Regions from separate parts of the Homo sapiens genome. Here all the other regions are linked to region 1. Evidence: chromatin loops called from intact Hi-C (ENCODE). Cell type or tissue: PC-9. All regions are shown on one strand. Each heading gives the region's core, and the rest is flanking DNA. Links, peaks and the distances in the headings are about the cores only. Region 1 overlaps LOC124907996 (formin-like protein 16). Region 2 has its middle 83 kb from the start of LINC01907. Region 3 overlaps CAB39 (calcium binding protein 39). Region 4 overlaps CAB39 (calcium binding protein 39).

The links. Peaks named below come from ENCODE experiments on the same cell type or tissue, not always from the same donor. Only the 100,000 strongest peaks of a DNase experiment are listed, where the experiment ranks them.
Region 2: a loop joins it to region 1, with 8 times the contacts of the local background. A loop is called at or near these places in 3 of 110 quality-filtered maps.
Region 3: it touches region 1 in a loop (5-fold over the local background); 5 of 110 quality-filtered maps call a loop at or near these places.
Region 4: it touches region 1 in a loop (4-fold over the local background); 6 of 110 quality-filtered maps call a loop at or near these places.

The regions. Positions count from the first base shown.
Region 1 is chr2:230,691,309-230,697,330 of GRCh38, forward strand. LOC124907996 (formin-like protein 16) reads right to left here. Exons shown (of 4, transcript XM_047446832.1): 2 at 4,995-5,387; 3 at 3,243-3,938. It overlaps LINC01907 (long intergenic non-protein coding RNA 1907), which reads right to left. Exons shown (of 4, transcript NR_040038.1): 2 at 4,995-5,387; 3 at 3,243-3,938; 4 at 1-925. Among named protein-coding and RNA genes, the nearest start is that of LINC01907, 6.2 kb to the right of the region's middle. In PC-9, for the core only: no CTCF peak of the experiment used is centred there; DNase peaks (open chromatin) are centred at 3,123, 3,903, 4,463 and 5,553; H3K27ac peaks cover 4,484 bases.
Region 2 is chr2:230,614,476-230,620,497 of GRCh38, forward strand. No RefSeq gene overlaps it. Among named protein-coding and RNA genes, the nearest start is that of LINC01907, 83 kb to the right of the region's middle. RefSeq lists an enhancer at 711-830. In PC-9, for the core only: no CTCF peak of the experiment used is centred there; DNase peaks (open chromatin) are centred at 2,598 and 2,916; H3K27ac peaks cover 2,284 bases.
Region 3 is chr2:230,778,298-230,784,319 of GRCh38, forward strand. All of the region lies in intron 2 of CAB39 (calcium binding protein 39), which reads left to right. Among named protein-coding and RNA genes, the nearest start is that of CAB39, 68 kb to the left of the region's middle. In PC-9, for the core only: no CTCF peak of the experiment used is centred there; DNase peaks (open chromatin) are centred at 514 and 3,384; H3K4me3 peaks cover 391 bases; H3K27ac peaks cover 4,106 bases.
Region 4 is chr2:230,795,784-230,801,805 of GRCh38, forward strand. CAB39 (calcium binding protein 39) reads left to right here. Exons shown (of 9, transcript NM_016289.4): 5 at 2,946-3,114. Among named protein-coding and RNA genes, the nearest start is that of ITM2C, 66 kb to the right of the region's middle. In PC-9, for the core only: a CTCF peak has its summit at 3,220 (motif pointing left); DNase peaks (open chromatin) are centred at 868 and 3,108; H3K27ac peaks cover 2,299 bases.

The DNA.
Region 1 (6,022 bases), core at 707-5,706:
CTGTGGAACCGCGAGTTACTGTAATGCTTGTCACATTAGATTACAGGATGTCAGGGAGTCTTCTGAACTCAGGGACACACCAGTATGGACAGACAGCACAGATGAGTCCCTGCTTCTAGGGTGCCCCATTGGTGCCAAGAGCATAACCACAGAGGTCCTTGACTACTCCTTGCAACCCTTGCTGGACACCCCACTGCTCCTGGCCCCCCTAACTGGAAGACTTTGGTTTCATCCTCACTTAGGTAGTTGGACATGGAGCTGTCTGCCGACTTGGGAACCTCTCAGCCATGCATATAGGGCCATGATATTGCTAGAGGACTTTTGTTCTTCTGCTTATTTTTAAAAGACCAGTCCTGTTCAAAGTCATCTCCAAGCACATGAATTACATAAAAATAGGCTTTAAGGCTTAGAGAGATGAAACTTGGCATCAGAGGTCCCTGAGGAACGGCCACTGCAGCTTGACACCACTTTGAGCCAGGAAAACTTAGTCTTGGCCACTTAGAGTAGGCACTTAACTTTGAACGATTGGAATTTTCAAACAACCAGGTTCTAGGCAACCACTTGGTTAAAACCTTGTTATACAAGCCCAAATAACAGGAGTCAGCCAAGACCACCCTGACTTGAAGAAGATTCTCCATCGTGAAACAGTTATCACTGAGCAATCTTAAAATCCACCAGCATAACCAGATACCAGCTGCAAGCCAATGCCTACCACAGCCGTCCCTAGACAAGGTCTCCCACCCATTCTGCAGGGATTCCAAAAGTGCAGAGAACGGGGCAGGGGGCTAGCTCTGCCATTTTGACCCCTCCAGCATGTTCCTTGGGGAAAAAGCCAGAATACGGGTGTGCATTCTGCCATGACATCAACGTAGAGGGACGCAGATGTCAGATCTTCTGGCAAGACATACTCAGGTCAAGGTCAGGCCTAGGAAGACAATGAAGACTTCTTTACTCATTTCTGATGCCAGAGCCTCTGAAAAACTGGACTCTGTAATATTCTTGGTCCCTTGAAATGCTGGTGCTATGGATGACATAAACAAGACAATCCACACCATTTCTTGTACCAGAGCCCCACTTCCAGCCATCATAGCTCTGTTCATCAAGGTTGAGTCCTAAATCCACGAACTACCCACTGGCCACAGTTTGCATCCCAATTCTGGAGACATAGTACAAAGCCTAATGTATGTCAGTCTACCTCTCTATCCCCCATCTTTGTTGAAAGTGTGGCCAGACGCAGTGCTAGGATTCACACCTGTAATCCTAGCACTTTGGTAGGCCGAGGCAGGTAAATCACTTGACGTCAGGAGTTTGAGACCAGTCTGGCCAACATGGTAAAGCCCTGCCTCTACAAAAATGCAAAAATTAGCCCCGTGTGGTGGCGGGCACCTGCAGTCCCAGCTACTTAGGAGGCTGAGGCAGGAGAATCACTTGAACCCGGGAGGCAGAGGTTGCAGTGAACCACTGCACTCCAGCCTGGGAAACAGAGCAAGACTTCATCTCAAAACAAAAAACAATAAGTGGGCCAGTCCTCAGAGGCATCCTACCACCGCTACACACAAGACTGATTTTCAGCTGGAATCCACTGTATTTAGTTGGTGCCTGTATAGTTATACTTACTGAATAATTTTAACATCTCCCCTGGCTACATGCCATACAGTCAGCATAACTCATTCTCCTATCTTGCTTCTGATGAGTCTTTCTACTTTGTTATTATTATTATTTTTTTTTAGATAGAGTCGCACTCTGTCACCCAGGCTAGAGTGCAGTGGCATGGTCTTGGCTCACTGCAACCTCCACTTCCCAAGTTCAAGCAATTCTCATGCCTCAGCCTCTGAGTAGCTGGGATTACAGGCAGGCACCAACACGCCTGGCTAATTTTTGTATTTTTAGTAGAGACGGGGTTTTGCCATGTTGCCCAGACTGGTCTTGAACTCCTGGCCTCAAGTGCTGTGCCCACCTCGGCCTCCCAAAGTGCTGGTATTACAGGTGTGAGCCACCATGCCCGGCTTACTTTGTTATTCTTTATATGACCCAGAACACACTTTCTGCAGTAAGTACAGATTCTCAAGCACCATGAATTGCCTCCTCTGTACAGGCACTGGGCAAGGCCTGGGAACATCACAGAGAATACCCAAAGTCCCTAAGAATTCTCAGGGGTTCCCCGGTTATCACTAGCCCGCGGGACCTCGCCACCGACATGCTTGTTTTATCAAGCTGAAGCAGGTATCTGACACATCAAAGGAAAATCAACTATGGATGGTGGAGCCTCAGGCAGCCAAAGAGATGATTACAGAATGGAGACATCATCTGGGTCTCCTCACCCTTTTTGTCACATGACCTTGCTGAAATCAGGAAGAGCACCTTTCGATTCCTGTGAAGTTGCAGAGATGGCAAGTCCTGTTGCTTGCTGCCTTCAAACACCCCTGACTACACACTCAACCCAGTGGAGCCATCACTGCCTGTCCTGTGCCCCCACCAAGAAGGGGAATGAGATGAGGTCAGATTGATTAAAAATGTGCATGCCTTTTATTTTTTTGGCCTCCCCCTCCCCAGATTGTAGGGCTTCCCCTTGGCAGTTTTTTTTTGTTTGTTTGTTTGTTTGTTTTGTTTTGTTTTGTTTTTTGAGACAGAATTTCGCTCCTGTTGCCCAGGCTGGAGTACAATGGCGTGATCTTGGCTCACTGCAACCTCCACCTCCCAGGTTCAAGTGATTCTCCTGCCTCAGCCTCCCAAGTAGTGGAGATTACAGGTGTGCACCACCATGCCTGGCTAATTTTGTATTTTTAGTAGAGACCAGGTTTCACCATGTTGGTCAGGCTGGTCTCAAACTTCTGACCTCAGGTGATCCACCCTTCTCAATCTCCCAAAATGCTGGGATTACAGGCGTGAGCCACCACGCCCAGCCTCCCCTTGGCACTTTTAACTTCCAGGCTTACCCTTGGCCTTCATACTGGTCACTAAGCCAGCTCCAAGACCTGAGTGGCACCTGCTCCAGTCCAGTTCTGCCTTGGCCTGGCTTCTGCCCAATGCCTGTCCAGGGTGGGACCTAAGCTGCCTGGATATTATTTCCTCCTTCCGATAAAGGCATACCTGGGTGTGTTTACCACTGTCTCAGCTCAGAAGCATCTCAGACCAATTCCTTTCTATTTCACTCAAGACAGAATGTGGGAGTTTCCCCTCCACAACTGCACCACTGCCTGAGGTGTCTAGGGCCACACTTCCTTCTCTGAACTTGCTCATACCTGAGATGTTGAAAGGGCGGCTGTCCGAGGGATGAGCCACAGGAGGACTGCAAAGAGGCTCAGCACAGATGGTTGTCACTCCAGCAGGACAGTCAGGGGCGAAGTGCTGGCTGCCCTTATGAGAGTTCGTCGCTGGCACTGTGACAGACGAAATTCACTTGACGATTAAGGAGATGGTTTTATTCAAGCTAGTGCCATGAAGAGAATGCTCATTAATGAGGGACATCTCAAAGAAAAGGAAGGGGGCCTGGGATTTTGCAGACGAAGGTAAAAGAGGGAGGCATTGGCCAGGCGCGGTGGCTCATGCCTGTAATCCCAGCACTTTGGGAGGCCGAAGTGGGCAGATCACCTAAGGTCAGGAGTTTGAAACTAGCCTGGCCAACATGGTGAAACCTCGTCTCTACTAAAAATACAAAAAAAAAAAAATTAGCTAGGCATGGTGGTGCATGCCTGTAGTCCCAGCTACTGCGGAGGCTGAGGCAGGAGAATCGCTTGAACCCAGGAGGCAGAGGTTGCAGTGAGCTGAGATTGCGCCACTGCACTCCAGCCTGGATGACAGAGCCAGACTCTGTCTCAAAAAAAAAAAGAGGGAGGCACCCTGGAGTCTATGGGAGTCATGAGGCAGGATGAAGACCAGTCTTCTGGAAGAAACTGGGAGGGCAGTGTGGCCTTTTGCGGTCATCTGCTTTGCCATTTCTGAAACACAGAAAGGTAGAGACATTTCTTAATCATCACTGCTGAAGTTGTACAGTGCTCAGATAAAGTTCAATACTTGCCAAGTATGGTGGCTCATGCCTGTAATCCCAGCACTTTGGGAGGCCGAGGTGGGCGCATCACTTGAGGTCAAGAGTTCAAAGACCAGCCTGGCCAACATGGTGAAATCCCGTCTCTACTAAAAAAATACAAAAATTAGCCGGGTGTGGCGGCACACGCCTGTAATCCCAGCTACTCGGGAGGCTGAAGCAGGAGAATTGCTTGAACCTGTGAGGCAGAGGCTGCAGGGAGCTACGATCATAAGATCGTGCCACTGCACTCCAGCCTGGGCAGCAGAGTAAGATTCTATCTAAAAAAAAAAAAAAAAAAGTTTAATATTGTCAGTCCCAGCTCTTGTTCAAGATGAATATTCCCGATCACTGAAGAATTCAGACTGAAGAATGCAGGCACTGCCTGAGTGGGGTGAAGCAGGGCCTAATGAACAGACTCTCTTACATTCTTGTTGGTGCTGTTCCCGTGAAACCAGTTCAACCATCTGTTAAGAGGTGAGTTGTTTTAGGGTCCAGGAGAACAGGCATCTGTTTTTTTTTTTTCATTATTATACTTTAAGTTCTAGGGTATATGTGCACAACGTGCAGGTTTGTTACACAAGTATACACGGTCCATGTTGGTTTGCTGCACCCATCAACCCTAATTACATTAGGTATTTCTCCTAATGCTATCCCTCCCCCAGCCCTCTACCCCTCAGGCATCTTAAAAGAGGGATGTCTAAGCATGGTGAAATCCTGTCTCTACGAAAAATACAAAAATTAGCCGGGTATGGTGGAGGGCGACTGTAGTCCCAGCTACTCAGGAGGCTGAGGCAGGAGAATTGTTTGAACCCAGGAGGCAGAGGCTACAGTGGGCCGAGATCACACCACTGCACTCCAGCCTGGGCGACAGAGCAAGACTCCATCTCGAAAAAAAATAATAAAAAGTAAAAATATATATATATAAAGAGGGATGTCTAAAATAACGAAATAATAATATAAAAGTTACATTAAAGTAAAAGCCAGTAGTTGAATCTGAGAATTAGCTGGTTCAGTGAATTCCAAGAGGTTAGCAGAAGAAAATCTTCCAGCACCAGTTTTTGAGTTTCTTAAAGCTGTCAATGTCTTGTGATATTGTCCACAATCTTGGCACTTGTCACGAAAGGGCATACATGGCCTGAGCATTTTGCTGGGCTTCCTTAGTGGTCCAGGCAGCAGCTTGTCCAGGGAGAATTCATGGTATCCTGAAGGGCTGAGTCTTTCAAGGTTTATGCCAAATCGCTAAGCCTCAGCTTGTAGAACTCCTTCAGATTCTGGGAGAAAAGGCCAGCTGCAAGGCAACCCACAGTCCTGACAGGGATTTGGGCAGTCGGGTGTTAATTCTTGGTGATGCCAATTCAGGCTTGAGGAAGAAAAAATGTGAAAGTTAGTTTGGAGGACTGTAGTCAGATATTGAAGAAAACTGGAGAAATTGAAAACCTGGTAAGGATTGACAATTTGGGCAAGGCAACAGGATCTAATCAAATTTAAAGGTAGGTTCCCAAACTGGTTTTTCTATGAGGAGTAGGGAAAGGCAGCCAATTAAATCTCATCAGACAAGACAGAGTTTGCATAGTCATCAGCTACCTGCAGTGTGTAAAGAGGTCCAAGAAGACTCAAAGGCAATGCACAGGGCTGGAGTCTGATAACCAGAAGGGTGTGCTACATATTGAAACATAAAATTTCTCATTTTAGACACCTGTCTTTTGACAAAGATAATCTCAAAGAAAAATTTTTCATCATCACAAAATAAGGCTGGCCTTATTAGGTATAGTCTCACTATTTACACAGGAGCAGCAAGAATGGTACTTTAGCAGATAGGCCTCCTTAAACTTGCTTTGCTGGAAGCTTTAATAAGGTATCTCAGATTGGACGTTTGAAAGCCTCTTGAGACTAGGAAGCCACACCAAGAACTTGACATCCAAATTACTTCTGGTACCTATAAATATGAGCAAATTCCTCTCTTCTCAAGGACCCCTCAATATCCTACAGTTCACG
Region 2 (6,022 bases), core at 654-5,653, 77 kb before region 1:
AGAGATGGCAAGTCAGACAAACCTAGTCCAATGAGAAAACACCACTTAAGTTGAAACATAAATACTTACTAAGATGCTGAATTTGAGGTCCTTGTGACATATCCAAGTAGCAGTGTCATTGGACAGGTGTTTATAATAAGTCTACAGCTCAGAAAGCCAGCCCGGGTCGGGCGCGGTGGCTCACGCCTGTAATCCCAGCACTTTGGGAGGACGAGGCGGGCAGATCACCTGAGGTCAGGAGTTTGAGACCAGCCTGACCAACATGAAGAAACCCAGTTTCTATTAAAAATACAAAATTAGCCGGGTGTGGTGGCACAGGCCTGTAATCCCAGCGACTCTGGAGGCTGAGGCAGGAGAATTGCTTGAACCCAGGAGGCGGAGGTTGCAGTGAGCCGAGATCGTGCCATTGCACTCCAGCCTGGGCGACAGAGTGAGACTCCGTCTCAAAAAAAAAAAAAAAAAAAGAAAGGCAGCCTGGGCTGCAGATCAGATCTGGAAGCCACTGAAGCCTCGGGGGTGGCTGACGTTGCCTGGGAGGGTGAGTGGGCAAGAGGAGCTGTGTGAGTGACTACACCCTGTGCTTCTCAAACTTGAGCGCACAGCTCACTCACCTGGAGGGCTTCTCAAAACACAGATTGTGGGGCCCCGCCCCCTAAGTCTCAGATTCAGTACATCTGGTTCGAGGCCAAAGAATTTGCATTTCTTTCAAGTTCCCAAAGAAGAAGGTACATCTGGAGTCTAGTCAAGTTTTGAGAAAAGGGCTTTTCATTACAAGCAGAGTGTAACCAGGAAAGATGGCTCCTTGTACCCACCAGAGGAATAAAAACATCTTTTAAGAAAAGTCTAAGATTCTGACATTTTGGTTACAAAGTCAAGAAATAAGCTCCACCTAAAAAAAATCATCATCATTGGCCGGGCGCAGTGGCTCACGCCTGTAGTCCCAGCACTTTGGAAGGCTGAGGTGGGTGGATCACGAGGTCATGAGATTGAGACCATCCTGGCTAACACTGTGAAACCCCGTCTCTATTAAAAAATACAAAAAATTAGCCGGGCATGGTGGCGGACGCCTGTAGTCCCAGCTACTCAGCTACTCGGGAGGCTGAGGCAGGAGAATGGTGTGAACCTGGGAGGCAGAGCTTACAGTGAGCAGAGCTTGCGCCACTGCACCCCAGCCTGGGCGACAGAGCGAGACTCCATCTCAAAAAAAAAAAAAAAAAAAATTCATCATCATGAGATGCATCCATTTCACTGGCATTAGTCATCTGAGACTATCTAATGCAGAGCAATAAATTCTTTCCATGATGCTGGATATCTCTTGGACCTCCCTGTAAATAATTTTTTTTTTTCTTCTTGAGATGGAGTTTCACTCTGTCACCAAGGTGGGAGTGCAGTGGCGAGATCTCGGCTCACTGCAACCTCCCCCTTCTGGGTTCAAGCAATTCTCCTGCCTCAGCCTCCAGAGTCGCTGGGATTACAGGCACCAGTCACCATGACTGGCTAATTTTTTTTCGTATTTTTAGTAGAAAGGGGGTTTCACTACATTGGCCAGGCTGATCTCGAACTCCTGACCTCAGGTGATCTGCCTGCCTCGGCCTCCCAAAGTGCTAGGATTACAGGCATGAGCCACCGCACCTGGCCCCTGTAAATAATTTTTTTTTTTTTTTTGAGATGGAGTCTCGCTCTGTCACCCAGGCTAGAGTGCAGTGGCGCAGTCTCAGCTCACTGCCAGCTCCGCCTCCCGGGTTCATGCCATTCTCCTGCCTCAGCCTCCCGAGTAGCTGGGACTACAGGTGCCGGCCACCATGCCCAGCTAATTTTTTTTGTATTTTTAGTAGAGACATGGTTTCACCATGTTAGCCAGGATGGTATCAATCACCTGACCCCATGATCCACCTGCCTCGGCCTCCCAAAGTGCTGGGATTACAGGCATGAGCCACCACGCCCGGCCCCTGTAAATAATTTTTAAAGAGGCAACCTCGATGGGCACTGATCAGTGAAACAGAGGTCATTAGAGCGCTTGCTATCTGAAGGCGGAAATCCTCCATCCACTGGGCAACACTAGCCCTTGACTTAATTTCATTACAATGAAGGTGAATTTGGCTCTGGTCACTATCGCTCCAGCTCAGAAAGTATTCTGGCTGCAGTGAGCCCTGGAAGAGACAGATCTGAAAATTTACTGAGGTTAGAATCAAGGCACCTTGGAGTCAGGCAGCCATTGGTTGGATTTCTAAAACTGTCATTTACTTTGAGTGGCCTAGGGCACATTACTTTCATTTTTGTGAGTGTGTGTGGTTTTTGTTTTGTTTTGTTTTGTTTTTTTGAAATGGAGTCTCATTCAGTTGCCCAGGCTAGAGTGTCATCGTGCTACCTCAGCTCACTGCAACATCCACCTCCTGGGTTCAAGCAATTCTCCTGCCTCAGCCTCCCAAGTAGCTGGGATTACAGGTGCACACCACCACGCCCAGCTAATTTTTGTATTTTTAGTAGAGATGGGGTTTCTCCATGTTGGTCACGCTGGTCTCAAACTCCTGACCTCAGGTGAGTCGCCCACCTCGGCCTCCCAGAGTGCTGGGATTAGAGGTGTGAGTCACCACACCTGGCCTAGGGTACATTACTTTCTGCATGCTTGTTTCCTTATATGAGAATATAAATAACTATAGCATTTTTCTGAAAGATAAATTTTTAAAAGTATGTGAAAAGAACAGAATTCTTGGCCTGTGGTAAGTACTCTATAAATGGTAACTATTTTTGCCATTATTTCCATTTTCACTGTTGTTTGGAGAAGAAATGAAAAGTTGAAGAGAGTGTTTAATCAGTTCATAAAGTTGCCAGGGGACTTTAACAGCTCACAAGAGTAAAATGCTAAAAGAGAAAATCTCCAAGCCTTAGGGAAGAAGCTTAAGGGAGTTACACAGGAAGTTTAATGCCCTTTATATTTGTGTGTAATAAACACACATCATAAGAAAGGAATTCCCTTAGCCGGGCGGGGTGGCTCACGCCTGTAATCCCAGCACTTTGGGAGACCGAGGCGGGCGGATCATCTGAGGTCAGGAGTTCAAGACCAGCCTGGCCAATATGGTGAAACTTTGTCTCCACTAAAAACACAAAAATTAGCCGGGCGTGATGGCACATGCCCATAATCCCAGCTACTAAGGACGCTGAGGCAGGAGAATCTCTTGAGCCCGGGTGGTGGAGGTTGCAGTGAGCTGAGATGGCGCCACTGCACTCAAGCCTGGGTGACAGAGCGAGACTCCGTCTGGAAAAAAAAGAAAAAAGAAAAAAAAATCATTTCATTTCCAAACTTATAAATAACTGGCAACAAGTATTTTTGCAGAAAGCACTAGAGCAAAGTACTCTCCATCACAGCTGAAAAAGGGTTTTATTTAACTTGGAACAGCTGCAGGCACAGAGACTGAAATGTTCCTGCCATTGAACATTGAGTTAGGGAGTTCCCAGCTACACAGGGCAGGGCAGCATCTCTGTAGGACACCTGGAACCAAATGGGCTGAACTGGAACAGAATGAAAGAGAAATCCAGGTGGGACCAGAGAAGTAACTATTCCAAAGCCCTGCTCAGGTGAGTTTTGACTCAAGAAGAATCAGAAATCAGAAGTTCATCTTGGGGCTTCCTATATCTATTAATTTTCTGTTGTCTTTTTTTTTTTTTTTTTTGAGACAGAGTCTCACTCTGTCACCCAGGCTGGAGTGCGTGATCTCAGCTCACCGCAACCTCCGCCTCCCGGGTTCAAGCAATCCTCCCACCTCAGCGTCCCAAGTAGCTGGAGCTACAGGTGCCTGCCACCATGCCCAGCTAATTTTTGTATTTTTAGTAGAGACAAGGTTTCACCATGTTGGCCAGGATGGTCTTGAACTCCTGGCCTCAAGTGATCTGCCCACTTCAGCTTCCCAAAGTGCTGGGATTACAGACATGAGCCACTGCGCCTGGACTTGTTGTCTTAAACTCTTAAGTTAGAGAACTTTCCAGGTCATGGCTAAGACAGACATATTGACCAGAGACACCATCAAAACACTTGCAGCCCAAACTGTGAAGTCATTTCAATATGACACCCAGTGACTCCTTTTGCAATTGTCATTCTCAACCCATTTACACTCTTTCTTCTTATAAGAAGAGATTTTTTGGCTGGCTGCAGTGGCTCACACCTGTAATCCCAGCACTTTAGGAGGCCGAGGCAGGCAGATTTCTTGAGTCCAGGAGCTCAACACCATCCTGGACAACATGGCAAAACCCTGTCTCTACAAAAAATACAAAAATTAGCTTGGCATGGCAGTTCACAACTGTGGCCCAGCTACTCAGGAGGCTGAGGTGGGAGGATTGCTTGAGGCTGGGAGGCAGGTTTCAGTGAGCTGTGATCATGCCACTGCACTCCAGTCTGGTCAAAAGAGTGAAGCCCAGAAGAAAGAGAAAGAGAAGAAAAGAGAAGGAAGAGAAGGGAAGGGAAAGGAAAGGAAAGGAGAAGGAAGAGAGAGAGAGAGAAAGGAAAGAAAGAGAGAGAAAGAGAAGGGAGGGAGGGAGGGAAGGAAGGAGGGACGGAGGGAGGTAAGGAAGGAAGGAAGGAAATGAAGGGGAAACAAAGGAAGAAAGAAAGGGAAAGGAAAGGAAGAGAGAGAAAGAAAAAAAGAGAAAGGAAAGGGAGGGGAGGGGAGGGGAGAGGAGAGGAGGGGAGAGGACGGGAGGGGAGGGGAGGGGAGAAGAGAAGAGAAGAGAAGAGAAGAGAAGAGAAGAGAAGAGAAGAGAAGAGAAGAGAAGAGAAGAGAAGAGAAGGTCACTTCCAAGATGGCCAAATAGCAACAGCTCCAGTCTGCAGCCCCTAGCGAGATCAATGCAGAAGACGGTTGATGTCTGCATTTCCAACTGAGGTACCTGGTTCATCTCACTGGGACTGGTTGGACAGTGGATACAGCCCATGGAGGGTGAGCTGATGCAGGGCAGGGTGTCGCCTCACCTGGGAAGTGCAAGGGGTTGGGGGATTTCTCCTTCCTAGCCAAGGGAAGCCATATGACAGACTGTACCTGGAGAAATGGTATACTTCTGACCAAATACTGCACTATGCCCACAGTCCTAGCAACTGGCAAACCAGCAGATACCCTCCCATGCCTGGCTCAGCGGGTCCCATGCCAACAGAGCCTTGCTCACTGCTAGCACAACAGTGTGAGATCAACCTGCGATGCTGTAGCTGGACGAGCGGAGGGGAGTCCGTCATTGCTGAGGCTTGACTAGCTCACAGTATAAACAAAGAGGCCTGGAAACATGAACCGGGCGGAGCCCACCTCAGCTCAGCAAGGCCTACTGCCTCTATAGATTCCACCTCCGGGGGCATGGCATAATAGAACAAAAGGCAGCAGACAGCTTCTGCAGGCTTAAATGTCCCTGTGTGACAGCTCTGAAGAAAGCAGTGGTTCTCACAGCATGGCATTTGAACACCAAGAACAGACAGACTACCTCCTCAGTTAGGTCCCTGACCCCCATGTAGCCTGACTGGGGAACACCTCCCAGTAGGGGCCAACAGACACCTCAAACAGGCGGGTGCCCCTCTGGGACAAAGCTTCCAGAGGAAGGATCAGGCAGCAATATTTGCTGTTCTGCAGCCTCTGCTGGTGATACCCAGGCAAACAGGGCCTGGAGTGGACCTCCAGCAAACTCCAACACACCTGCAGCTGAGGGGTCTGATTGTTAGAAGGAAAACTAACAAATGAAAAAAATAGCATCAACATCAACACAAAGGACATGCACACCAAAACCCCATCTGTAGGTCACCAACATCAAAGACCAAAGGTAGATAAAACCACAAAGATGGGGAGAAACCAGAGCAAAAAAGCTAAAAATTCCAAAAAACAGAGCGCCTCTTCTCCTCCAAAGGATCGCAGCTCCTCGCTAGCAAGGGAACAAAACTGGACAGGGAATGATTTTGAAGAGTTGACAGAAGTAGGCTTTAGAAGGTCAGTAATAACAAACTTCTCCAAGCTAAAGGAGCGTGTTCTAACCCATTGCAAGGAAGCTAAAA
Region 3 (6,022 bases), core at 446-5,445, 87 kb after region 1:
CCGGTTTGGATCTACTGAGTGCTTGAGTCCAGAGGAGGAGTGTTGGTAAGGGCTGTGAGTACTTCAAGGACATTGCATAGAAGCACTAATGGGTATGTGAGCTGTCTTCTCGAGTCTTCTGAAATTGTACTTTTGTATCACTACTTTTTATCAGCAATTGCCTCTAGTGACAGTAAAATAGTGCACTGATAGGTACCGTGGGAATATTGGATTTAAGTCAAGAGAGTTAATACGAAACCTCCTGAGGTTTTGGTGATCTCTGAAAAGGCCATTTGTACTAATGTTTAGCTTACTAATTGCTTATTTTCCCACCCTGTTTTATTTTTTAATGGGAAAGCAGGCAGTGAAAAATCTCATAGCCTTAGTGCTACTTGAAGAGGTTATTATGGACTCTATCCTTAAAAATTTGAAGTCCTGTTACACGTTACTTAACAACAGGGATACATTCCAAAAAATGCATCATTAGGCGATTTCTTCCAGCCTGTTGCTCCTAGGCTACAAATCTGTGTAGCTTGTTACTATAGCGAATACTGTAGGCAGTTGGAACACAATGGCAAGTATTTGTTTATCTAAACATAGAAAAGGTACAGCAAAAATATGGTATTGTATCTGTGGGACCACAGTTGTCTCTGTGGTCTGCTGTTGACCAAGACGTTATGTGGTGCGTGACTATAGTTACCTATGTCCTCACCCTGGGAGGGAAAGTTTAGTTTCTGATACTGTTATTAGTGAGGTGAGCATTAGGTGTGAACTTTGGGATACTGGTTACTACTTAAGTTGATCCTAACACTTAAATATTTTAACTTTAAAAAATTATTAAATGTAATTAAAGATGAAGTTGTTATCATTTGATCATATGTGGAAGTCAGGCTCCATAGTTTAGAATTAATATGCCTGGCCCCATGGGACATAGGGACTTCACCTCTCAACTCAGAGCCTTGATCTGAGAAGCTTTGCCAAGCCCCAGACCCTTTCCTCTGTGCTGTGCTCTTTTGGAGCCTCCACACTCCCACCACATACGGCTGCTCTGTACAGCCACACAGGATGAAGCACTTCTCAGAAGCCATAAGGAAACAGCTAAGAACTGAAACAAAACTCTGTACCTCCCTCCCAGACGAGTCAGCAGTAAGGGATGATCCGCATCTCTTTCTAGGCAAGTGAGTGGGCTTGTTATAAAGGGGGGCTGTTCTCTTATGCCTTTCTTCTTGACCATGATCTATAAAACAGTTGGCTACTTTTAATAAAGCAGTCTGCCCATGAAAAGTAATATGAGGCTAACTGGTACATAGAAATGTAGCATCTGTGTCTTGGAACACCATGTTCAACTGAGGAAACTTCCCAGACAATTCAGTCAGTTAACAAAATCATCAGGTCATTCCATGTGTAAATTGCCATCATAAGCGCTTTCCAAAGCCCTTGAATGTGTTAGGGAGATGAGAGGTATGTGTGAAAGGTTATAGCACTTACAAGGTCAGCAACTGAAATAAGGTCACAGCTGCTGTAGGCATCAGAGGAGGAGAGAGTCATGGGAGGGAGGAGAGTCTTCCTGGATGCAGGAGCTCTTAAGAGTGGAAAGAAGGAGTGTGAGCATTCAGGCTTTTATGTTAGCTTGAGTAGAGACAGAGATGTCCAGGGTGAGAGAAGGAATGTAGATGACAGGGCAAAAGAGAATTGAAGACCTTTATTTGGAGTTTGAGATCTTAAAGAAATGGAATGGGTCTTAGGGGTCATCTGGTCCAGTTCCCTTAATTATCGGATGGTCCAGTAAGACCCAACAGGTTTCCATGAGGCCACAGAACTGGCACAATTGCACAGGGGGTACCTGAGTCAAAGCTAACCTCCTTTTTGTTTGGGAGCCCTTTCTCCAGTGCACAGAGAGAGCCATCAGCCTTGGAACTAAGTAGGATGCCCCTTACCTGTGAAGAAAAGGCAAAAAGATTATTGATGAACTTATCAGACTTACAGAATGGTTTAGAAGAGTGCCTTTCACCCAGCCTCCCTAAATGTTAACGTCTTTTATAACCACAGGGCAATGATCAAAATCCAAAAAATAACATTGGTATAATACTATTAACTAATGCACAGGCCTTTTTCAAGTTTCATCAGTTGTCCTACTCATGTCCTTTTTCTGAACCAAAATCTAATTCAGGATCACACGTTACATGTAAGGAGTCGTAACATCTCCCTAGGTCTCCTTTAATCTGAAACAGTTCCTCAGTCTTTCTTATGACTTTTATGACCCTTGGTACTTCTGAGAAATACTAGTCAGCTATTTTATAGAGTGTCCCTTGATTTAGGTTTGCCTGATGTTTCTTCATGATTCAATGTCGATTATGCATTTGCAAGAATACCACAGAAGTGAAGTACCCTTTTCATTGCATCAGTTCAGGAGGCAGTGATGTCAATAGTCTCATTACTGATGATGGTCAGTAACATCATTTGGTTAAGGTGGTGTCTACTGGAAAATTACTATTTTTCCTTTTGTCATTAATAAGTATCTTGGAGCCAGGCTCAGTGGCTCATGCCTGTAATCCCAACACTTTGAGAGGCTGAGGGGGCTGATAACTCGAGCTCAGGAGTTTGAGACCAGCCTGACCAACATAATGAGACCCCATTGCTACAGAAAATTTAAAACGTGGTCAGACATGGTGGTGTGTACCTGTAGTCCCAGCTACTCGGGAGGCTGAGGTGGGAGGATCACTTGAGCCTGGGAGGTCAAGGCTGCAGTGAGACATAATTGCACCACGGCATTCCACCTGGGCAACAGAGCTGGACCTGATCTCAAAAAAAAAAAAATTATCTCGGGGGAACTGAGCATCTCTTCTAAAAGTTTCTCAGGTGATTCTGAGTGTGTTGACAAGTTTGAGATAGGATGCAGAAATACATCAAGATGTAGTGAAGAAGTTGAGAATGTTTTAATTAGAAAGTCTTATGTTAATATAGGAGGAGTGAAGCTAGATGTTCAGATAAAGGAGTAAAGAGAGACTAATGGCTCTTGAGGAAAGTGGAGCCGTCTTGAAATATGTGCTGCTGGGAGTTACTGGTTGGAAATCAGCCCGGTTTAAAGGATTGTTTCTGAGCTGCTTTGAAGTCGAATGACATGGTGTATTGGTGAACCGAATGTGCACAAGTTCCATCACTTTTTCTACAGTGCTCAGAAATTTGGGAGCTCAAGTAGAGAAAGATTTGAATAAAGCACATTTAAGATTATGTAGGGGAGCCAAGAGACCTTGAGCTGCTCGCATGAGTGGCACTGAAATGTGCAGGCTTGGCAGGACCTGGAATGTGGTCATTAAGGGTTCAGTGGATTAGGTGACATGATGATTCAGCAGCTTGAAAAGGATACAGTGTTTGGAGGAGCTGTAAGTGTGAATACCTTACTCAGTAGGTGTGAGGGGACCAATGGGGTGGTAGGAGATGAGAAGGATGTGGTTACAAGGGCAGAGAATATATTGACACAATGCCTGCAGGCCAGAGGTGGGGCCCTAGGCATAGTCCCTAATGCAAGCTGCTATGAAGGGAACCAAGTCAAAACTAAACAAGAACAACCAAGGTTTTGTGTTTTGTTTTGTTTTTTTCCTTCTTGAAACACAGTCTCGCTCTGTCACCCAGGCTGGAGTGCAGTGGCTCAATCTCGGCTCACTGCAACCTCTGTCTCCAAGGTTCAAGATAGTCTCGTGACTCAGCCTCCCAAGTAGCCAGGGCTACAGGCTCATGCCACTGCACCCAGCTAATTTTTGCATTTTTTAGTAGAGACGGGGTTTCACCAAGTTGGCCAGGTTGGTCTCGAACTCCTGACCTCAGGTGGTCCGCCCGGCTCGGCCTCTGAAAGTGCTAGGATTACAGGCATGAGCCACCACTCCCGGCCACAACCAAGTTTATCTGTTGTGTGTGTGTCATCTTCAGTTAGTAAATACTTGCTAAATTGCCTTCTCTTGTGAAACACTTATTAAAATTTTCTGATCATCTTTTGGTAATATTTGGATATATTTTTCAAGCTTTTTGTTTAATCAGCTTATAATTGTCCATGGTTATTTGGTTATTTGTTAGAAATCTTTAAAATGTGGGAGGGGGGATGTCTCGTGGGGAGGGCTGAAAAAGGAGAAATGGAAGAAGAAATCAATGAGTACCAACATAATGATCATTTTGATCTATATAATTTACCTCATCTTTTTTTTTCTTTTTTAAATAAAAGTAGAATGTGAATTGTGAGAAAAAATATTCAAGCAAGTCTGAAATGGAGCAAATACTCTTCTTACTCCACCCCACAGGTAGACGACCATACTGAGTTTGATGTGTATTCTCCCAGAGTATTTTCTCTGTGAGACCATAGGGAATTACGTTGTAAATTGAGCACAAGGCAAATCACAACCAAACTTAACCTTTGAAAACCCTTTAATTGTCCATACAGAGCAGTAAACAGTGTGGCCGTACTGTGACTCAAGATTTCCAACACCGCAAGTATTTCCTCCAACATTGAAACAGACTGCTGTTTCTTTCTTTCTTTCTTTCTTTCTTTTTTTTTTTTTTTTTTTGAGAAGAAGGGAGTCTCCCTCTCTGTCGCCCAGGCTGGAGTGCAGTGGTGGCTCACTGCAAGCTCCGCCTCCTGGGTTCACGCCATTCTCCTGCCTCAGCCTCCTGAGTAGCTGGCACTACAGGCGCTGACCACCACGCCTGGCTAATTTTTTGTTTTTGTTTTTGTTTTTGTTTTTAGTAGAGACGGGGTTTCACCATGTTAGCCAGGATGGTCTCGATCTCCTGACCTCGTGATTCGCCCGCCTCGGCCTCCAAGGTGTTGGGATTACAGGCGTGAGCCACTGCGCCCGGCCCAGACTGCTCTTTCTTTAGTGGAGCACCAGATGCAGTAGTTGGCTTTCATTGGGCTCAGCTTGGGGACTTGTCCACACTATGAGCTGTGTGTGCACACTGAGACCCAAGCTCTGGACATATGCTCATTAAGTGAAATGGCCAGCATTGAATCACTCAGCCAGTCTCTTTCCTTGTTCAGTGCTGTAACTCTTTGTTAGGAAGACATCTGCTTGTAATTCTTTAGCTGGCTCCCTTCCTTTGAACTGCAGTTATTTTTTCACATCTCAGGTGATTTATTTCGTTGCCCGTTCTTAGAGGGAAGTCTGTTCTTGTCTAGTTTTGTTTTGTTTTGTTTTGTTTTGTTTTGTTTTGTTTGTTTTGAGACAGGGTCTTGCTCTCGCTCTGCCATCCAGGCAGTGGATGAAGTGCAGTGGCACCATCTCGGCTCAGTTCAACCTCTGCACCACTCCCCACCCCCACCCCCCAGGCTCAAGCAATCCTCCCACCTCAGCCTCCCAAGTAGCTGGGACCATAGGCATGCACCACTATGCCCAGCTAATTTTTTGTATTTTTAGGAGAGATAGGGTCTCTCACCATGTTTTTCAGGCTGGTCTCGAACTCCTGAGCTCAAGCCATCCATCTGCCTTGGCCTCCCAAAGTGCTGGGATTACAGGCATGAGCCACTGTGGCCTGCCTCAATTAAACACTTTTAAGGAATCCCTTGACTTCATGGTATGATAACATCACATTTCTCTACATCCATTTGTAATCTGAATTTTAAACCCTGTGATCAGGAATGCTGATTTTCAGCCATTCATCAATAATGTATGAAGCATTTTAAGCAACAGCAATGTCTTAGTCATATTTATGTTATGAAAAGATAATTCTAGGTGTGATGTGGAGAATGCATCCCCATTAGGCCCCCTGCAATCCAAAGAAACCAGTCAGTACACGATATATTAATCTAGGCAAGAGTTATGGGAACTTTGATTTGGGTGGTGATGGTAGACGGGGATAAATGGATGGATTTGGGAGTCAGTGATGAGTTAGCTATTGGGGCGAGGTGAAGAGGGGAGAGTTGAAGATGACTCCTAAATTTCTGACGTGTAGTAACATCATCAGTGGTATCATTACATGAAACGGAACAAGGCAGGATATCAGGCACTAGGGCGAGATCTTGAGTTCTATTTTAGATGTATTCGATTTGAGGTAC
Region 4 (6,022 bases), core at 686-5,685, 100 kb after region 1:
CCTTCTTCCTTGATGACTTAGTTATCCCAAAATAGTCTCATTTTTTAGTATAATCAGGTATTTTTTTTTTAGTATAATCAGTTGATGACCTGGCCACTTCCTTAGATAAGTATTGAGTTGTTTTAAGGATCATTATAAACTCACGTTTTTGTCTTTTTAAAAATTATATTTGATATGTCTCAATCCATTCCAGTCATTACTTTCTTGTGTCCAAGTTGCCCCATCTTTGGCCCTTGGGAACTCCTTCAAGTTGCCTTCTGTGTTGTTTTGGCAAGACCCCATCAGTCTGTGATTGCTTCCTTGCTTTCTGGCGTAGGATGACCATCTTGCTCATTTTGTACGAGTCCTGCCAGACCTGGAAACAGCTGTTTCTTGAAGGAGCGCTGTGAACTGCATTTTAAGATTTTTGTACTTTTGTTAATTAATTTAGACTGCTTCCATACAGTGTGATTATCTTCTTAGGCTGTGAGTACTTCTGTTAGATATTTATTTGCGGGGCCATGCTGCTAATACTAGCATGCATTTGAAGTCGTATTGCTAGTGTTAGACTACATTTGGAGGCGATTTTTTTTTTACTGGCAATTTACATGTTAGTATGCTGTTCACTCTAGTGCTCACAGGTTATACAGCATAACTGTTTGCCTTGTATTTACTGGTTTATGGTTTAATCGTTTAGACAAGCTTGACAAGCCTCCATCAAAACCTGTTCAACTTGTACCAAACTGTCTTACCCTTGTCTTTCCTGCCTTCTAAAGCTCAGCAAAGATGAATTGTATGATCAGCCATTTTGTGAGCAGATATTTCCATCAAGTAAGAGCCGGTCAGCATTCTAGCTGCATGCCTCCACTGATGCCAAGGAGTGTGGTTTTATCTTGTTGAGGATCTGTGATGTGTAAGAGGACACCACTACTAGATAACAAATGAGTACTACAGGATTTCAGAGGATAAAATGTGGTTTGGGTTAATAAGGCAAGGGTTGATAAAAGGAATAGGACTTAAGATGGGAGTTCCTAGTAGTTTAGAATTTACACAGGCAGAAAAGAGAGAAGGCATCCTAATGGCATATGACTGGGAACAAAGGTACAGGGGCAGGAATGAACATAACATGATTGGCAGCAATAAGGAGAGAATTTGAAAGTTGTGTGGCAGGTTGGGAGGTGACATTGTGCTAGAACAGGAGATCTAATAAGAGGAAGACTGGATAGTTAAGTCCAGAAGTTTGTCTTTATTTGATTAGCTAGAAGAAATCATTTTAAGCTCCCAAGCTGGAAATGCTGTTGATACACTTGTGTGTTGGGTAGATTTATTATGACAGAGCTTGAACAAAGGTGCTGGCTAGGAATCATTTCCAATTGTCCAGGTATGAATTAATGTAGCAGTGGGAATGAATAAAAGGAAATGAAACTAAGATAATCAGAAAAATATTTTTAAAAGCCTTTGAAGGCTTTTGAAGCCTGACATTGAAGTTGGGAAGATTTGGAGTAAAGAAGGAAAGGTTTAGAACTGGGCTGTCCAATATAGTAGCTACTAACCACATGTAATTAATTGAAATTAAATAATATTTATGATTCAACCCCACAGTCACACTAGACAAATTTCAGGTGCTCAGTAGCTATATGTGGCCAATCTCACCATAATGAACAGCACAGATACAGAACATGGAAATTTCTGTTAGACCTGGTTTAGAACTGGGTAACTGAAACAAAATAATGATGCCAAATTATAGAAATGAGGAAGCAGGGGGGTGGGGGTGATTTTATGGAGGGGGATGAGATTTGATTTGAGACACGTTGAGTTTATGGTAGCCCTTTAACGGAAGTTGTCCAGAGGCAACAGAAAATGCCTAACTAATTCAGGAGTAGACATGGAGGTGGGGTTAGTAGTCATGGTGGGAGCCATGAGATTGTATGGGCTTTCATTAGCAGGCTGTAGGCAACAGGTGAAGACCTCAGCCAGGCAAGAAATGGGAACAGTCAGAGAGATAGAAAGGAGAACATGAAAGGTTTTATTTTGGTTTTTTACAGCACTGTCAGGACACTTGAGTAGAAGACTCTATTTAGCCAAGAGGGAATCTTTGCTGGCCCGTTATTTCACTAGTGTGTTGGGAAATGGAATATGACTAGAGGAGAATGTGAGGTGGAAAGAAAGCCAGTGCATGCAGCTTGAGAGGAAGTAGAAGAGAGCGATGTGTTTGAGGGGGCGGAAGAGTCCAGTCAGAGGGCTTGTGCACATCTGAAGGGGAAATGCCTCTTGCTTGGCTGAGAGGTGTCTCTCTAATGGCGGGGAAGGAAGAAGCCAGAGACATGGAGATGAGCATAGGGAAGGCTGTGTGCAGAGAGCTGATGAGGGGGGTCTGCCTGCTCTGTGGCCCCTGGGCTCTCTGATGGGGACACTTTGTGAAGTCCTCAGGAGGAGGCTTATCAGCTTGGTAGTGTTTACATGTGGCTGAGAGTCTCCAAGTACTATCTTGAGTATTGAATTGAAACAACAAGGTATAAATTCTATATGTTTGTAGACCTATTTAGATATTCTGAATTTGGGGAAATATTTTGTTTTCTGTTTTTTGATTTAGCTTTTGGTTTTTCTGAGTGTCAAGAGCACCATCTGTAAAAGCTAACCCCTGTATGGAGTGGTATGACCCGAAATACTTCTCTTGAAATCTTTCAGCTTAAATAATGAACCTTTAGTCACACAGTCACTCGTATGGCTATTTTTCTTTGGTTTAAGGCGGTCATCACCAACCAGTGTGTGTTTGCACTCTGGAGTCAGTTTACCTGAGCACATGCTCTGCTCCGACTGAAATACCTTCTGTAATCTGCGATGGTCATTTAGTTAGGATACATGTCTGAAAACTGTCTTTGGCCTGAAAGTTTGAACTGTTCAGTGTTGGAGTTTTGAAAAAGCAATCATGTTTGGTTTGTTTGTTTGGTTTTTTGTTTTTGCAGGTATGAATCTCCAGAAATAGCTCTAAATTGTGGAATAATGTTAAGAGAATGCATCAGACATGAACCACTTGCAAAAATCATTTTGTGGTCGGAACAGTTTTATGATTTCTTCAGATATGTCGAAATGTCAACATTTGACATAGCTTCAGATGCATTTGCCACATTCAAGGTAACAAAAACTGTAGAATTCTAAATATCCTTGAAAGTCAGAGGTGTGCTGTTTTTCTAAACCTTCATTGCCCTCCTAAATCTACACGTGGCTGCCCTCTAGTGGGAAGAGAAAGATACATTTTGTATATGTTTGTGTGATAGAGGTATATGCAGTAAAGTCACAGCTTTAAAAGGGTGGAAAAGTTAGATTCTAAAGTCTATCTAAAAGACAAAAGTCCTGTGTGGTCAAAATTCTACTTTGCTGTTAAATTATAATTAAGTATGGTATACTGTACAGCATATGTAACAACCAGGTTTTCTCCTGTGTTTGAAACATTGTGTAGCAGTTTCTTTGGTTAAGCACCAGATGAAGTAGTTGGCTTCTGTTCAGGTTTATGTTAATTTGGAATATACACTTCATGAAATATTAGGACCACATTCAGGACAGAGATACTCACATTGTGGACAGGCCCGAGGAAACAGTGGATTCACCTCTCCCATCTCTGCTCACACTGGATCATGTCGATTAAATGTAGAGCGTGGACAGAATCACCCACACTATTCAAATCATAATGTATCTTCCCCGCTCCCCCATCTACCTTTCCTCCCTTGGTGTATATTTGTATAAATTAAATACATACATGATGTGACAGCACTGTACAACGTGCAGATTCTTGTTTTGAGTTACAAGGTTCTATGCTGTTTACAATCTATGAATAAAGCAGGAGTCTTTTACAATGAGAGCAAGCGTTTGTAGGTTACATTCCCTTATATAAATTGCCTAACCTTATGAATAAATATTTAGAACTGTTTTAATATAAACCAATACTTGCCAGGCGCAGTGGCTCGTGCCTGTAATCCCAGCACTTTAAGAGGCTGAGGCGGGCGGATGACCTGAGGTCGGGAGTTCGAGACCAGCCTCACCAACATGGAGAAACCCCGTCTCTACTAAAAATATAAAATCAGCCGGGCGTAGTGGCGCATGCCTGTAATCACAGCTACTCGGGAGGCTGAGGCAGGAGAATCGCTTGAACCCAGGAGACGGAGGTTGTGGTAACCCGAGAATCACACCATTGCACTCCAGCCTGGGCAACAAAAGCGAAACTCCATCTCAAAAAAAAAAAAAATGTATACACGCACACACACACACAGCCCAAAGAAAATACATATATACACACCAGTATTTAGCATACTGATATGCAGACGACCATGCTCAGAAACCATGAACACTATCACAGTGAGAAGTGGCCACCTTTCTTCTGAGGGTTCATTTTCATGATTATGAAAAGCCCCTGAAATAATGAGCACACACTTTGGTCTCTGGGTGAAATATGTCCCACCTCAGAGTGAATGAATGCCCTAAAGATAGGATGAAACCTGGGGACCTGATCATTAGGGTTTTACCTTGAATGAGAATCAGGTCATAAGGCCCCCAGGGATTTATTGAATGAGAATCAGGTCATAGTATGAGAGCTCCCCAGGAATTTATTTCCCAAAACTCTTAAAGAGGGAGTTGAAAGCCTCAGGTGAGGACCCAGATATTTGTATGTAGGTGTACAAAGCAAAACAAAATGAATTTGAGATTATAACATAGAGTGATCAATATGATGTCTTAGGTGTCACCACAGTTGGTGGGCTAGGACTCATGCTTATAATGCATCGGTGGAAGGGTATGTCCCATTCAGAAGTAGCAGACCTGCCATGAAGGGCGGTGTAGCAGCACCATGTGTCAAAGAGAGATTCCCCTGTGTGGAAGGACAGCCAGGAGCCTGAGGGTGGCAGTACTCTGGCCACATGAGGGTGAAGGAAGAGGATTGAGCAGCAGTGGTGTGGGAGAATGCAGCAAGACCCCTGACCCCGTCAGGATGTGGTTGACATGCTTCTGGCACAGATGGCAAAGGTGGCTCAGAGGTGAGAGAGATGTACTGACTATGTGCTGGAAATGGGATTTGCAGTGAGTCTCGTCTGGCCTGGCTGATAATTTCATTTCAGTTAGGGTTACTTCTTTTGATAATTCTCACCAAGGAGAAAATGGCAGTGATGGATCGCTATGGGTAAAGCAGCCCTATCAGGTCATGGTGGCCAGAGAGGGAGACTGGGCAGCCAGGCAGGTCACCCCTACTTGATAAAGAGGAAGCTTCATAAAACAAGGTAGTGTCCTAAGGGTGAGCTCTGGAAGAGAGAGCACTGGGGAGCTGGCCTGGACTGTGCATCTCAGGTGCTCCTTATTGCATGGAAAGGAAGGAGCTGAGAGGAGAGGCCCCCCAAAAGAGGGTTCTCCAAGAAACAAAATTAAGCAGAGTCTACAGCCAAGACAACATGTGAAAGAGAGGACAGACCTCCCATCATAATTTCAGGGTAGCTAAACTAGCAGACAGGTGGAAGTCACCTTCCTACTCCTCCCTGAAAGAAACTCCAGTCAGGGAAGAAAGGAAGACCAGCAGGAACAGCCTTACAGCTGCACACCAGAGGCGCTGACAAGGAGGGACACGTTGCTGCTCCTCTCCTGTCTTGCTGCTAGTCTCCTGTTTGCAGAGCATATTCTTATAATGGAAAAGAAGAATAGATCTATGGTTCATGCTTTCCTTTGAGAATGTGGCAAGAGCGCCCTCCCAGAAAACGTGCTCTGCACACAAAAATTTCCAAACATGTGGCTCATCCATAGCCCTGGAACAGGTGCTGAGTCTTTAAAGGAAATTAGAACTGCTCTAGGCCAGGCATGGTGGCTCACGCCTGTAATCCCACCACTTTGGGAGGCTGAGGTGGGTGGATCACCTGAGGTCAGGAGTTTGAGACCAGCCTGGCCAACATGATGAAACCCCGTCTCTACTGAAAATACAAAAAATTAGTTGTGGTGACATGCGCCTATAGTCTCAGCTACTCAGGAGGCTGAGGCATAAGAATCCCTTGAACCTGGGAGGCAGAGG